Linked DNA regions of Mus musculus: region 1 is linked to region 2. Evidence: chromatin loops called from intact Hi-C (ENCODE). Cell type or tissue: left cerebral cortex. All regions are shown on one strand.

Region 1 (8,000 bases), 84 kb after region 2:
TTGGTTGGCATGAGCACAGATCTGACCGTGGGCTAAGAGTCAAATAAGGCTAACGTGCTTGGGACACCCATTCTCAGTTCTGGGGACATTAACCCTTGTACAGAGCCACCCCAAGTGTTTGAAAGGACAGTGCCATCTTAAGGAGTAAATGATTGACAAGACACACAAAGATTGACCTTCTGTTTGGTTGACGGGTGATTACATTTATATTGCCAAGATTTGTTTGGAAGCTTAGCAACAAGCTAATGTTTCTCGATTTTATTTTTCTTTCTGTTTTGTTCTTTGGCATGGGACAAGCCCCACCTCTAGTGCAGACACTTGGCAGCTCGGCCGACTTGAAATGTGCTTCTGCTTCTAAGGAAACGATGGCAGAGGTTTCTTCTACTCTAAGGGAAGTGAGTGCTGGGGAATCTTGCTGGCTGCTTATTTTCTTACTTGTATCAGTTTTGTTATATGGAGGGTGGGAGATGGGGGGGAAACGATGTCCCTCTAGTCCTGGTGGTGTCTGTGTGACCTGTTAGCAAACATTGTCCAGTGCTGAAACGGAGTACCTCAGAAGGGTGCACTGTTCTCTGCTGAAGTCACGGTAGAGTCAGGACATGATGGTTCGGAATGTCTCGTTGGCAGATGTGAGCCCAATAGCTCTTTGGTGTAGTGTTTTCTCTTTAGGCTTACAGAGAGTTTTCATTTTCATATTCAGTTTTTTTTAATGTCCCCATTTCTTTTGCAATATTATTCACAAGAAGGTAATGACTCCAACTGAACGCGGAACTCTTGCCGGCGCTCCGGGTGCATCTGTGTTTATCCAAGCAGACACGTCATGGATGCTTGGCCCACATCCATGAAGAGGGCCGCACCTCAAGATGCTGAAGGACCTGGCGGGAAACAGGTCTTGGCAGCAGCCTCACCTGGCTTTGCAGCCAGGCTTGGGTTGAAGTCAAAGTCTATGCGTATTCCAATGTGCGTGATGTTGTACTCCCCCACTCCGTCATGCTCGGTAAAGCTCTGACTAGTACCTACTACTAACTAGTACCCATATGCCTCCATTTACTAAACATCAGCACCTGTTTGAGGCAAAGTTGGGCCAGCTGTTTCTGGGTGTGCAGTTAGAGTGCTGACGCTTGAGTTTCACCCTAGGCACAAATGCTGTAAAACCTTGTATGTTTGTCACCCATGCCAAGACAAAATAAACCATGCGGAAACTGCCAGTGCTCCTGAAATGTTGCTGTGTTCTTTTCTCTCTGCCTGCCCTCTACCCCCAGAATGACAGGTATGGTGTATACCAGTAATAACTGGGTTCTAATGAGCCTCAAGGCACCTAGGGTTTTGTTACTGCAGCCAGCTGCCGGTGGATGCTGAGGTTTCCTCCATCTCTCCGTCAGCTTCAGGATGTTCGTGACCTCCATGTTTTTACCTGTCTTGACTGGTAGCCAGGTCACAGCCTAACCCTGCCCTGGTCACTTGAGAGGCTGAGGTTATGGAACCATGAAGGCTATATGTGGTATTGTAATATCCTCGAGGCTGCCAGAAACCAAGGTGTGCTCATTGTATGCCACTCTAGGCCAAAGGACACATAGAGGGTTGGGGTGTTCAGGACAAAGTGAGAGTGGGCCAAACTAGGCCTTTGCTGTGACTCCCGTAGGTGACAGGCAGAGCATAACACTCATTGTTGACAAGTGTCACTGATTCTAGGTTCTGGGTTTTGAGGGGTTATCTCTGATTTCCTGGCTCTGTCTGGTCTTTGGGGTCCTCTCTGAATTCTTGGCTCTGGGTTCTGGGCAGTTCAGAGTGTAGGGAGCATAGTTTTGCATCTGAAAGTCAGAGAAGGGTGTGGGTGGGTTGGTCTGTCTGAGGGACATTCTAGCCAAACCCCGTGCTGTTGTTCCTAGGAACTGATTCAGGAGGAAGGGGGTGTCTCTCACCAGCAGCAAGTCCTAGCATGTCAAAACATCTTAGAACAGAAAACACAAGATATAGTCACATGGTCAACCACACCTCTTGGAGAGGTTCATGGGGAACTAGAAATGTCTTGGCGGTCCTTGGCATCCTCTGTCCTTGTGAGCATCGCTTGAGTCCACTAGGATTCCACAGTTGGGACTCGGGGCCTCCTACATCACATGGCTTTCTGACACCCCCAAAATAAACCAAGACAGTCTCGGCAGTTGAGAAGAGGGGACTCCACTGAATGATGGGGGTTGGGCGCGGGATCCAGCCGAGCAGAGGGGACAGGAAGAGCTGAGGAGAACCAGATGTGCAGAGCAGACTCAGCCAAACACAGGACCTGGGTATGGTTTAACCAATTTAAGCTTATCTCCGACAAGCTTACAAGTAAATGAGACTCAGACTATAGTGATTTTATTTGCCTTTGACAATTATCTGACCACCCCTCATATACTCTTCTAACTGCTGGCCTGGCTACCTCCCTAGCAGTGTATCCCAGATACTTGCTGTTTCTCTTGGCCACAGGCTCATGATCCATCTCCCGTCATAGAGGCTTTCTCCTTCCCTCTCCTTCCTCCTCCTCCTGGTCTCTCTCCTCCAACCAGGTCACTCCAAACCCACTCATCTCTATTCCCTCTGGTAATTGGCTGTAGCCAATTTTATTTAACCAATAGTGTTAAATCAAGGGACAAGATTTACACAACAGAAGTTTGTAAATGTGATAAGTCACTTGTAGGTCTTGAACTTTGGGTATAGAATTTAGCATTAGGATACATAGAAAGATACTGAACCCCAACACCTGGGGGATCACAGATGATTATATGTATTTGGGGCACCCCAATGCATGGGTATTGCTTACAGAGACTGGGCAGGAAGTTGTGAAGGCGGCTGAAGCAGGCGAGCTTAGCTAGTCCTGGGCTGGGGCCACTGAGAAGGGAAGCCCAAATCCTTACCCACAAAGCATGCTCTTTGGAGAGGTAGAAGCCAAGGTTAGCCTAGCATGGAGGGTGGGTCCCCCTATCCCTTCCTAATAGTGGGGAAAGGAGTGGATCACAAGGAGGGGCTGGAGTATGACTGGAGCCCTCTTACTAGAGAGGGGTGAAAGTCTTGGACTCTAGGGGAGCACGCTTGATCTTAGGGACATGTGTGAATGTGATGGCAGGAACACCCAGAGTCTGCTGGAGCTTTGAGGGCACACTGCGTGTTTTCCCCAGGGTCTGAAGTATCAGAGCGTTAAAATGAATTCACAGAATTCAGAAAATGAGGTTCCAGGTATGTGAGGCACATGAGCCTTGACTTCAGTTCGTTGTTCCAGCTCCAGTCCTTACCGTTTACATCAGGATGGTTGAAACACAATGGGTCGCTCTTAACTCCCTGTATCTGTTTCAAGCTTCTTACATTTAAAATGACATCTGGGTGCTTAGGTAATGGCTGGATGCTCACCTTGCTAACACAGGCCAAGATGATGGTTCCATCAGCAGATTGCACTTAAGAGAACACACACACACACACACACAGAGGGAGGGGGCATCTAGCTGAAGGCTATTCCTGCCTACTCTCCCCACATCCCACTCAGCTCCTGGCCCTGCGTATTTGAGTTGAGGTGGTGCCAAATTCAGTGAGAGGATTTATGTTTCTAGAGAGGCTGAGGAAATCCCATGCCAAGGGTGTCTCCGAACTGAGGCCAGTCCCTGGAAGCCACGTGAAGGAGAGAATCAACCCAATGGTGCTGCCCTCTGGCTACTAACGTGACCATCACTACACAAGGGGGATACAAATAGTAGTCAATAACAGATATTAACAAGACAGGCTCTTAAAAGAGTGGAAGGTGATCATCCTTTTAGTAAGTTTACTCTTTTTGTGTGTTGAGCTGCATTCATAGCTATTCTGGGGCACCTTGACTGCAAGTTGGGCATCCCCGAGTATAACTGTTTGCCCATGAATTCCATGTTAACCTTGGTTGTGCGGCCTGACAGGGTTGTTCTATTTTTCTTTTGTGGCATAATGATTATCTAAAATATGGAGCAGCAAGTCTGTAAACTTGAACAACCAGAAAAAAACCCCACTGCTTCTTTCAAAGGACTTCCTGGGATCTATGAGGTCAAGAACTGAATAGCCACCCCTCTGCCACGCGGAACATTTATATTGAAAATGCTCCTTGGCCTTTGAGCCTTCTGTCAGCACACCCCAACCCCACCCGCTTGAGACAAGGTTTCTCTGTAGTATCCCAGGCTGCCCTGGAACTTGTTCTGTAAACCAGGCTAGCCTTGAACTTGGAGATCCGCTGGCTTCTGCTTCTACCTCCCAAGTGCTGGGGTCAAAGGCGAGCGCCACCACACCCAGCTTTCCAGTCAGCTTCTTCAGTGTGATACAGACTCTAGGCCTTGAGAGTCTGTGTTTTACACTCGACTCTCTATCAGTTCTCTACCAGTGCTCTGGAGTCCAGCGTCCGGATCTACTTTGTGGGTGGTAGCGAAAAAAAGCCAGGTGTGTGCAGAATAATACAGGCCTCAACATCCTGGAGTGTCCACCGCAACCCCCGGTGGCAGCTGACTCAGGACCTTAACCCCAGCGGCTGGTCCTAGACCTGTGACCTGAAAGCTCACTTTGTGGACATCTGCTTCCTCCTTGTACTTTTCCTGCTGCCCCACCCCCACGCCTACCACCCCACCCCAACCCCATGCCACGCCCACGCCACCTCCCCACCCCCCACCACTCCCACACCCGCCTCGCTCCCAGTCCCCATTCCTTCCAGTGTTTAGCATGACATCACTGAACCTCAGGCACGCTCCGTACACAGGCCACTTTCTTTGGTAGGTCTTGCCTGTCACAGTTTACCCTCTGTCCAACTGAGAACAGAGAACCAGCAGAGAAGTGCCCATTGTCCCGAGCCAGAGCTGCGGGGAGGAGGTTAGTGAAGGCTGCCGGGTGGACAAATGCTCTTTCTCCGGCTGGCCCTCCAATTGGATTTCCCCTGTCCTGGTTCCCCCCCTGCTCTGGCCGGATGTCGCTGGGGGCAGATGAACAGTTTTAGTGGCTTCTGTTGTTCCAGAAAGCCCTCATGGAGAAAGTGAGTGATCTGTCATGAACAAACGGGTCAGGGGCTCTTGAAGTTGTTGGGAGGCCCGTTCAGGAGAAGGCCAGGCTGAGCGCTATCGATAGACAGATCCTTGGTCTTTCACAGATCTTATCCTGAGAACCAGGCATCTCTTGCCTGATCCTCTGTGCTCTTTGTCTTTTATCTCTGGAGATTTCTTGGTGTCTTTAAACTCTCTCCTAGTCCCTCTCTCTAAGTCAGTCAGTCAGCCAGTCAGTCAGTCAGTCAGTCAGTCAGTCTGTCTGTCTGTCTCTCTTTGTGTCTCTCTGCCTCTGTCTCTCTGTGTGTCTGTGTGTCTGTGTGTCTGTCTGTCTGTCTGTCTGTCTCTCTCTCTCTCTCTCTCTCTTTCTCTCCATCACTGATAATTTCCTCAGTCCAATTCGAATGCTTTTCCACCAGAGGTCTGGGTTCTGAGATGAGTGGAAAACGGCAAATTGTGATTTACATCAGCCACCAAATATGGGAGAGGAGGAGACCCAAGTGTGTGAATGCAGGCAGGAGAGCAGCCCTGGCTATCGGGATGTGTCTTCCCAGAGCCCCACCCAGCCGGAGACACCCACAGCTGGGTCCATCTGCTTCATTCAGATGCAGTAGACTGCAGAAACCTCAGAGGCTCATGACGCTGAGTCCTTGGCCCTAGCTTCCAGCTTCCACCTTCCAACTTTCCAAGCTAGGGGCCATCAGAGTGAACTTTAGGCTTTCCACAAGCGTGTGTGGTTCTCCAGTTTTGGGTGCCAGGGCCCTCTGCTCTTAGCAGTTTTTTTTCTCCCAGCCTGCAGACTTCCAGTGTGAGATGCTTGGCTCTCCAGCCTTGGGAGCTTCCTGGTGCTCTTCGTTCTTCCAGCTGCAGTTCTTCCTCCTGGACCTCTGCACACTCACCTTGTGCTGTAGACTCCACAGACACTGCTCTTGGCACTTTCTGGAAGCCTTCGGCTGCCTCCTGAAGGACGAGTGAACTGAGGGCGTAGAGCCTCAGGGCTTTCTTTCTCCAGTTGTCTTGTAGCTGCTATTCCTGGGTGCCCGGAACTGGGAGCTCACTCTAAAGAAACAAGTGGACCACCAAGAAGAGGCCTTTACTGACCCTACACAGGGATAGGATTATATAGGAGAAGCCCCCTAGATTAATCTGTCTACACTGAGAAGTAGTCTGCTCGTCCGAAACAGGACGGGGTGGGGGGGGCGGCTATAATGTGGTCAGCAGTGGACTTGAATGTGCATAGCTCCCATTCACACTTCTCTTAAGACTCATTTAAGAGCCAGCTGGCAGGGCACGCCTTTAATCCCAAAACTTGGGAGGCAGAAGTGGAGCTCTGCAAGTTCAGGGCCAGCCTGGCCTACAGAGTTAGTTCCAGGACAGCGAGAGCTGTTATACAAACCCTTTTGCAAACAAACAAACAAAATAAAAAAACACAGAGAGACAGAAAGACAGACAGACAAAGACTCATTTAAGGACCAATCACAAGCCTGGCACTTCACCAGTCAGGCACTTCAGGTGGTTCTTTGTCAAGCTGCTCCTGTGAGCCGGGTCATCTGAGGTTCTACTGAGGCTTGCCTGGCCTGGACCGGAGTTTCCCAAGGTGCCTGGGGTGGTGGTGACTGAGGTAAGAGTTGTGTCTTGAGAAGCTGCTGTGACCATTCAAGGACATCCCCTAAGGCTCCCCTGAGGTCCTAGAGGTATGGAGGAATTGTTTGCATATCTTGAACAGCCACGGAGAAGAGGTCAGGGGGCTGCACTCTACATGGCTCTCAGGAGCCCTGGGTTGTGGGCCCCACAATCCCCAAACCTGTTATAAGCCCTACTTCTGAAATCTACCATCTCTTTGAAGGTCAGAGCCATGGCTGCAGATATGGCTCCTCCCTACCTCCTCTGGAGGCCTGGCTGACTCCGATCCTCCCTGCCATTCTGGTAGTAACAGTACAGTACAGCTTCACGAAGCCTTTCTCCGTGATGCTGCCCATCAGTCCCAGTGGTACCCACTGATGGTCCTGATGCTGTGCCTGGCCCTGATGCTGTGCCTGGCCCTGATGCTGTGCCTGGCTCTGATGCTGTGCCTGGCCCTGATGCTGTGCTTTGTCCTGATGCTGTGCCTGACCCACTGTGACCACCTGCTGGACCCTTTGCTCAGAGTCTCTAACTGCTCCTCTGGTTTTCATCTCCGTTGCTCATATCCCACCCCACAGTGTCCTGTCCTCTGCTGCCAGAAAGCTGACATGGGAGGAGACCAGGCCAAGAGAACCAGGTAAGATCACCGTTGGGTACCAAGATTTACCGTGTGCTTTTCCTTTTAGATTTAAGCTCTTTAGGTGTGGAACCCTCTCACTCCGATTCTTTCTTTACGTTTCATTTGAGGCACCGGACAAGGCTCTGTCTTCTTCCTTAGGATACCGCCACACTCCTACGAATGAGGACATCCTGTCCCCACAGATATGACCTGTTCCCCCTGCACCACTACCCCCCACAACCTGTATCTAAGGATCTCCTTCACTTTCGCCTTCACGACCCAGTCAAGGTGTCAAGTAGTTCATAGGATCTCGCTCTCAGTAGAGCTCAACGTTTGAAGCGTTTGTTAGAGAACGGATCAATGCTGAGCCGACCACTGACCCTTTACCACCACGGATTCACTTGGCTTTCAAAATCCAAGGCTGCAGGCTGGAGTCAGCTCTTCAGACTTGACTTACCCACCAGGGACAAAGCTCTCAATATTCCATATCCAAGCTGTGGTAGCTCCATAGCAGGTGGCGGCCCTTGGGGATCTCCTTTGTGTTACAGCCTCACCTGAGAATGGGGTGGGTACCACAGCACCCGTGGTTTACACCGGAGATGGATGAAGAAGGTCCTACAGGGAACTCTGAGTGGTAAAGTCCACGGACGGTTGTGGCAGAGAAGGAGCTATTTCGAGGTTCGTTCTACACGATGCTGCTCAGGGAAATGAGAGTAGCCATGGCCCTGCAGGGTACTCGG
Region 2 (8,000 bases):
TCTGTGAATAGTTGATTTCTTACCATCTGGCAGTTAATGCAGAGGGGAAAAGTCAGTGGTTTCAAGTTGACTTTCCTGTTGAAAGGAAAACACAAGAAACAAATCATAGTTCTGTTTGTGGGATTTTGAGGAAGTGAAAACTATTTGGGTAGGAGCTGAGCCTTTTCCATACAGACAACAGAGGGAATGATTTATATTCCATAAAATGGGTGGATATGTGGGCAGATGGATTGGTCAGTGGTTGGAAGGGTGGGTGAGTGAGTGGACAGATGGATGGATGGGTGGGTGGATTGATGGATGGATGGATGGAGGGATGGGCGGGTGGAATATTAGATAGACACACAAATGAAGATGGATAACAAGTTAATGGTGAACCCTTGGAAAGGTAGACGGCTGATGATAGAGACACAGATCACGTGTCGGTGAATACTCAGTTGCAAGGCTGGAGTTGAAAAGGTTAAAGACGGTATCTAGGAGTTAATAAATGGTCAGGCCCTGTGACCTTAGCCTCTCTTAGAATTAAAACGGAACCAAGGAAAAAGTGGCAGGAAGTAAAGAGATGTGGTCCATGAGCAGTGTCTTAGACTCATACATACTCATACACACTCACACACACACACACACACACACACTCATACTCACTCACACTCACACACACACACACATGCAGACACTCACATGTAGACACTCAAACAATCACACACACATGCAGTCACACATGCAGACACACATGCACTCACAAAATCAGTCATACATAGTCACACACACACAATCACACACATATACATATATACGCACACACATAAACACACATTCACTCACACACACACACATATATACATACATCCATGTACACTCACACATACGCACCTACACACTTACGTAGACCCACCCACTCATACTCTGTCAAACACACATATACACATACACACACATACACACACTCACACATACAGACACACATGCACTGATATATACAGTCACATGTACAGGCACATACACAATTATACACATATACATATATGCACACACACATAAACACACATTCACTCACACTCACACACACCCATGTACACACACTCACACATTCACACTTACACACTCACACACGTAGACCACACACTCACACTCTGTCAAACACACAAATACACATATACACACTCACTTATGCAGTAACACACACACACATTCACACTCACAGCGAGGTGTAGACAGCCTGGGAGCTGCCTGCTTCATTACCAGTCATTAGTCCTGAGGCTGGATGCATATGTCCGTAAAAGCTCCCGCTGTCTGTGTCCATTTCCCAGAGAGAAAGCTGGCCACTCAGCGATCTGAACTCATAGAAAAATCTGATTTTATGTTCCAGTCTCATCACAGGTCTGCCTAAAGCCTTGTCTCGTGGCCAACAATATACAGTACTAAGTTGCAGGGTTAGAGTTGAGAAAGGCTAGAGGGTATCTAAGAGCTAACAACTGGGGATGTAACCTGAGTTGCTGGCCAGCAAACAGTTGATGTGGATTGTCACAGGAACCCAGAACTTTCTCTCTGTTACTGTGGCTCCCCCACCTCACCTAAGTGGGAGTTATAGCATGGAAAGGCTTACCAACATCATTCCCGACGCATTCTGGCCTTAACTGTTTCCAGCATTTGACCGTTTATAGGATCTCAGCCGGGTATGGGGAACAAAGATCTGAATGATATCCAGATCCTGTCCTCCGTCAACATTCCTATGCCAGAAAGGAAGTTCAGAGGAGATGCTGTCAATGGCAGGAGGAGGGGCAGTTCCAGAGGAGGCAGGGCTAGGCATAGATTCCTAGAGGTGGGAGGATGGAAAGAACCAGAGGTAGACATTCCGCAGATGCCATCCAAACCAAAAGAATAGGCTGGGCTGGACAGCGCTGGTGGGGGCGACCATAAACAGGGAAGCAGAGCGTGTGATAAAGTAACCAGGGATGTGGCAGGTCTTGAGACCGTGGACGGGGGGTGTGGGAGATGAGGTACTGAATTTCGGTGTCTGGTGTGTGAGGAGACAAAGGGTACAGGTGTGTGAGTGTATTTGGGTGGAGTGGTGTGCGGTGTGTGCAGTGACGGGTGTGTGGGGTAGACGGAGATAGCGAGCAGGGGTGTAAGGAAAGAGTGGGCAGAAGCGCCGTGTGTGTGAGGAGAGGCTGATACTGCACAAGGAAGCAATGGCCAGGAGCATAGCCAGGCATCTTGGAGACACCCACTGAGGAGATTCTGGTTTCATTGATTTACTTATTTGCATTTTGTGTGTGTGTGTGTGTGTGTGTGTGTGTGTGTGTGTGTGTGTGTGTGTGTGTGTGTGTGGTTTGTGTGGCGTTAGAAGGAAGTTTTCAGGAGTCAGTTCTCTCACCTCAGGCTCTGCTGACAGGACTCATGTCTTCGGGCTTGCACAGCCTGTGCTCTGACCTGCCGAGCCATCTGGCCAGCCCACTTGGGATTTTAAACAAGAGATACCAACACCTCCACAATCCCAGCAGCCTCTTGGGTGCTTGTGGTTAACAGGACAGGGGATGAAGGTGGAGGCGCTCTGTGGGTCACACAGGTGACTGTTAAGTAGAGACATCTCTGCATCAAGTCCATAGACCTGAATCCCACCCTTATGTCCTGCCCTTATATCCTGGCCACAATAGTTGAGTTTAACCCCAGTGTGGCCTGGAGGTCTCACTTTCCACGTGATAATGAAGATTTGGTGAGGAGTTTAGTGCTGCGTCAGACCTGGAGCCAGGGCTCTTGGAGTCCTGCGTCCATTGTTCAGCTGGCTTTCCTACCGTCACGATCACGTCTATTATTTTTCCTCCTGGCAACTGAGTTCTCTTTGAGAGTTATGTCCTTAAAGCTTAAACTAGGGGTGTTGGCACTTTTGGATTCTCTTCTTTTCCTTTTCTAAAATGGAAAGAAGGTAGTTTAAGTAACCAGAAATGCTATATGTTGAATATTCTTCTTCTTAAGCCCTGTTTTGGGAGCACAGCCTTTATTTATATTTTTCGAATTGGTGCAAACTATTGAAAACTATTTGCATCCCGAGGGCATCGAGTCTCATCAGTGACGACGACCCCCCCCTCCCCTCCACCCCCACCCCAGCACCTCAGACATGGACAGAATGGTCCGGAGCCCCTCAGACTCAAGTGACTAATACTCACTGTAGTCTGATTTCCTCAGCAGGTTCTTAGGACGATGTTAACTCACTGACCTTGGAGCTGCAGCTCTTGGGATGGCATTCTGTCACTGACTTTGGAGCTGCAGCTCTTAGATGACATTCTGTCACCGGTTGCTCTCACGCCACTCCTTTCTCGGCATTGCCATTTGATGCATCAGTTCTAGTGGCCTAAAAAGGGATGTCTCCCGCAGTGTCGAGGAAATCTTGGTGAGGGAGTGGGATTTTGTAGGCTGACCACCTTATGTCAATTTCCGGTCTTGACTAAGGTGTTATCTCAGGGTCTTACATTATATTTGTGTGACTCCTTAGGTTAGCCTGTGGGTAATGTTACTCCCCAGGGTAGTAGGGTCTGAGCTTCTGAATTTTGGCAGAGACAGTTGCCTGGATCTACCAGCAGGAGTGTACTCTAGAGTACAGAGACCAGGCTGGCCTCGAACTCAGAAATCCGCCTGCCTCTGCCTCCCGAGTGCTGGAATAATGGCATGCGCCACCACTGCGCGGCACGTCTTTATTTTTTGAGGTGGGTTCTTGATTTGTAGGCAAGACTCTCAGGAACTCCCTAGGTAGCCAGAACTCGTAGTTGGCCCTCCTGCGTCAGCCTCCTGACAACTGGGGTTAAGGTTTAAGCCACCAAGCTCAGTGTTCACACATCTTTTTAAAAATACAACACTTGGTGAGAGAGCTCAGTTGCTCAAGTGCTTGTTGCACATGCCTGAACACTTAAGTTTGGCCCCCAGAATCTGTGTAAAAGTTCCAGGGTGGGCAAGTAGACCTCTATGGCTCACTGGCCAGCAGCCTAACTGGTGAGTCACAGACCAGAAAAAAACAAAAACAAAAAAACAAACAAAAAAAAGTGCCTGGCTGATCTCTGACCTACACACTGTTCACACACACACACACACACACACACACACACACACACACACACACCTACCTTTTTATATATCCTAGGAAGGCTTATTGTAGAGTTAGTTTTGTGGGTTAAATAAGTAGTCCTTTTCCTAAGAGAGCAATGGCTGTCTTGTGAATGTTTCATAAATCATGGTCAAAATCTGAACCACAGGAGCTTTCTGCATGGAAGTGTGTCTCAGGCCACTAGGTGGCACTGCTGCACTCTCCAATAATGTCACTGCCTAGAGAGGTCTGCTGTGAGTCTGTGGGTACGTGATGTGTGTACACACGTCCACATCATGTGTAGTGATGATGTATGCAGAAACGCATGTGTTGAGCATGTGTATGTTTGAGAGTTTTGGCTTAAGGGCAACTCAACTGTGGATTATGCCGTATGTTCCATTTGTTGGCAGTTGATATTTGGTAGGGGTGTACTTGGGGCAATGACAATAGCAAATGTCGTGTCTGGCATCTTGCAGACATGTTACAACCGCATGCTAATACATTAGCAATGGAAAAGTCAGAAACTGCTGTGTGTTCAATGCAGGCATCTCACATGTAGGTTTTCACCCCTCTCAGTGACAGGAGAGAGTTAACCCTGCCTAGGTAGGTCTCAGCAAAACACTGCCTGTTCTTCCGCCTCCCACCGGCATTTGTGCTCAGCTCTAACTGAAGACCGGTGGCTCTCTGATTGCTGTTGCCAGTAGTGTTATTTGGTTGAGACTTAAGCTCTTTTTGCCTTCAATTTATATATGAAACATCACGTCTCTTTCTGTTGAGACACGAAACCTGATTGACTGATTCAGACCACTGATGTTGTATAAGCCAGCAAGCTTGCTTCTCTTGCTACAGTTTTATTTGCCCTGCCATAGTTATAGTTCATATGTATATTTTTAAAGATTTATTTATTAACTATATATATGTACACACACACACACACACACACACACACACACACACACACACACATATATATAATGGTTTGCCTACAGGCCAGAAGAGAACACTAGGTCTCATTATAGATGGTTGTGAGCCACCGTGGTTGCTGGGAATTGAACTCAGAACCTCTGGAAAAGCAGCCAGTGCTCTTAACCTCTGAGCCATCTTTCCAACCTGTTTAATAGGCTCTTCAGTTTATAATCTGATGTTTAAAAGGTGACCGTTGTATCAACAGAGAAGTATCTAATTATTAACACTTCACTTAAAACATTTCCTCAAAGATCTCCTTTAATTCTTTTTTTTAATTATGTATTTTCCTCAATTACATTTCCAATGCTATCCCAAAAGTCCCCCATACGCTCCCCCCCCACTTCCCTACCCACCCATTCCCATTTTTTGGCCCTGGCGTTCCCCTGTACAGGGGCATATAAAGTTTGTGTGTCCAATGGGCCTCTCTTTCCAGTGATGGCCGACTAGGCCATCTTTTGATACATATGCAGCTAGAGTCAAGAGCTCCAGGGTACTGGTTAGTTCATAATGTTGTTCCACCTATAGGGTTACAGATCCCTTTAGCTCCTTGGGTACTTTCTCTAGTTCCTCCATTGGGGGCCCTGTGATCCATCCAATAGCTGACTGTGAGCATCCACTTATGTGTTTGCTGGGCCCCGGCATAGTCTCACAAGAGACAGCTACATCTGGGTCCTTTCGATAAAATCTTGCTAGTGTATGCAATGGTGTCAGCGTTTGGATGCTGATTATGGGGTGGATCCCTGGCTATGGCAGTCTCTAGATGGTCCATCCTTTCATCACAGCTCTAAACTTTGTCTCTGTAATTCCTTCCATGGGTGTTTTGTTCCCAATTCTAAGAAGGGGCACAGTGTTGGATCTTGTCGAATGCTTTTTCCGAAATTCTTAATTCTATTTTTTAACAATTTTTTCTTTTTTTCTTTCTTTTTCTTTTTTTTCTTTTCTTTTCTTTTTTTTTTTTTTTTTTTTTTTTGGAGACAGGGTCTCATTGTATAGCCCTAACTGGCAGGAAACGCTTTATATATATAAGGTTGTCCTTGAACTCACAGAGATCCACCTACCTCTTCCTTTCCAGTGCTGACTAAAGACACACACTACCACATTTGGCTAAAAATGTATTTTTTTTTTAAATCAACAAGCTTTAACATAGAAGTAAAGTTTATCTGTGTGTATCCTGAAACACGTTTCTACCATCTTACTTTCCAATTTCCGACAGGTTGTGAGAAGATACATTCTGGGCTCCATTGTTGAGAGCGAGAAGAACTATGTAGATGCTCTCCGGAGGATTTTGGAGGTATGGAAGCATGGTGCAGCATACTTCATAACCTTTTCTTACCCATTGTACATACTTTAGTTGTGTGTGTTTTGTAGGTGTTTGTGACCCAAAACATCCAAGTCTGAGAAATCCTCCCCAGAGTGTAAATGTTGTGACTGTGTGCTGGCGGTGAAAGTCACATGATTTGTTTTGAAGCGAGAAGACCTCTTCTGCCACCCTGGGTGACTGACCGTTGACACTTGTTTCTGGCGCAGCAATATGAGAAGCCGCTGTCTGAGATGGAGCCCCGGCTCCTGAGTGACAGGAAGCTCAGGATGGTTTTCTACCGCGTCAAGGAGATCCTGCAGTGTCACTCCATGTTCCAGATTGCGCTGGCCAGCCGCGTGTCCGAGTGGGATGTCGTGGAAACAATCGGCGACGTTTTTGTGGCCTCGGTAATCATCCGCAGACACCATTCCCCCCCACCCCCTCCCCACCTGAAGTGCTGTGGGTTCAGAACACGAAGCCACGTGCCCCTTTCAGGGTGCTATCACTTCCCAGAGCTCATAAGGGTGCGTGCTGATGTGTTGACATCCTGACCCGGTTTATACCTTCAGGAAAGGAGCAGGGGTCCCCTTTCTCAGGGGACAAGGAAGCCTGAGCAGAGGTTCCGGACAGAAGACAAGTCCAGAAAGGGTTAAGTGTACGTGTTGTATCAGGTTTTGGTTACACAGTCATTTAACTGAGTCATACATTTGGTTGTGCCATCGTTGTACATCAGCTCTTGTGCTGAGCGAGAGAGCCCTGCCTGTTGAGTTGTAGCATCTCTGAGCATCTTCCTAAAGTAGCGCATACTCTATCTATACAGTATGCCTGGTGACCATATAAAACATGAGGCAGAAAACACCAGGTTGTTCCCCTCAAACTTTGCCCTGGATGTTTTGTCCTGTGGATATAGGATTTGGTTCTGTACATGACAGGGGACTGTGATGCTGAGACAGCATGCAGGTGACATTTCCTGGGAGCAGAAGCAGCTGCCCAGAGGCCAAGGGCACAGCATTACCATGTCACCGATTTGGGGTAGTTTTAGTCTTTGCTCTTCACATGGCTCACGCACAGTGTGTGTTGTTCGCCTTTCAGTCTAGATGTAGAAGGCTGCATGCAGATGGAGCAGATTAGCTCTGTGCTTGTGTGAGGTAACGCTGTCAACAGGACAGAAGCATGAAAATCTGTTGGGAAGTACTAGGCTACTTAAATAATGCTGCATTAGTAACATAGCAGACTTATGAAAGTTACTTTTGTTTGTTTGTTTCTAAAGTTTTATTTATTTACTGTATATGCTGAACAGCACACACATGGAGGTCAGAGGACAAGTTTCTGTAGCCAGCTCTCTTCCTCCACTGTGTGGGTCTTAAACTCAGGACCGTGTGGGACTGATCTTAGCTTGTCAGGCTAGCACCTCTACCCTGAGTCATCACATTGGCGGTGTTATATTTTTTGAGACAGACTCTTGCCTTGTATCCCAGGCTGCCTTTGAACTCTTGGTGTCCTGCCTCAGCCTCCTAAGCATGATGCTGCCAGGCTCCGTTTCCATGGAGTTGGTGCAAATACTTGATGAAGTGGGCAAAACCAATCGTATAAGTTTCAACATCAATATATAGGCACATGCACACACACACAAACACATGCACACACACACACACATGT

Evidence for each region. Peaks named below come from ENCODE experiments on the same cell type or tissue, not always from the same donor. Only the 100,000 strongest peaks of a DNase experiment are listed, where the experiment ranks them.
Region 1: a loop joins it to region 2, with 4 times the contacts of the local background. A loop is called at or near these places in 38 of 42 quality-filtered maps.

What each region holds. Positions count from the first base shown.
Region 1 is chr8:15,032,114-15,040,113 of GRCm38, forward strand. It overlaps Kbtbd11 (kelch repeat and BTB (POZ) domain containing 11), which reads left to right. Exons shown (of 2, transcript NM_029116.2): 2 at 1-1,220. Gm35340 (a long non-coding RNA gene) reads left to right here and starts at 4,676. Exons shown (of 3, transcript XR_003947518.1): 1 at 4,676-4,851; 2 at 5,811-7,278; 3 at 7,389-8,000. In left cerebral cortex, a CTCF peak has its summit at 3,686; DNase peaks (open chromatin) are centred at 3,530, 4,811 and 5,582; H3K27ac peaks cover 255 bases.
Region 2 is chr8:14,948,181-14,956,180 of GRCm38, forward strand. It overlaps Arhgef10 (Rho guanine nucleotide exchange factor (GEF) 10), which reads left to right. Exons shown (of 29, transcript NM_172751.3): 12 at 6,255-6,332; 13 at 6,569-6,748. Gm35285 (a long non-coding RNA gene) reads right to left here and starts at 2,284. Exons shown (of 4, transcript XR_003947514.1): 1 at 1,604-2,284; 2 at 1,240-1,331; 3 at 24-75. In left cerebral cortex, a CTCF peak has its summit at 4,284 (motif pointing right); a DNase peak (open chromatin) is centred at 4,295.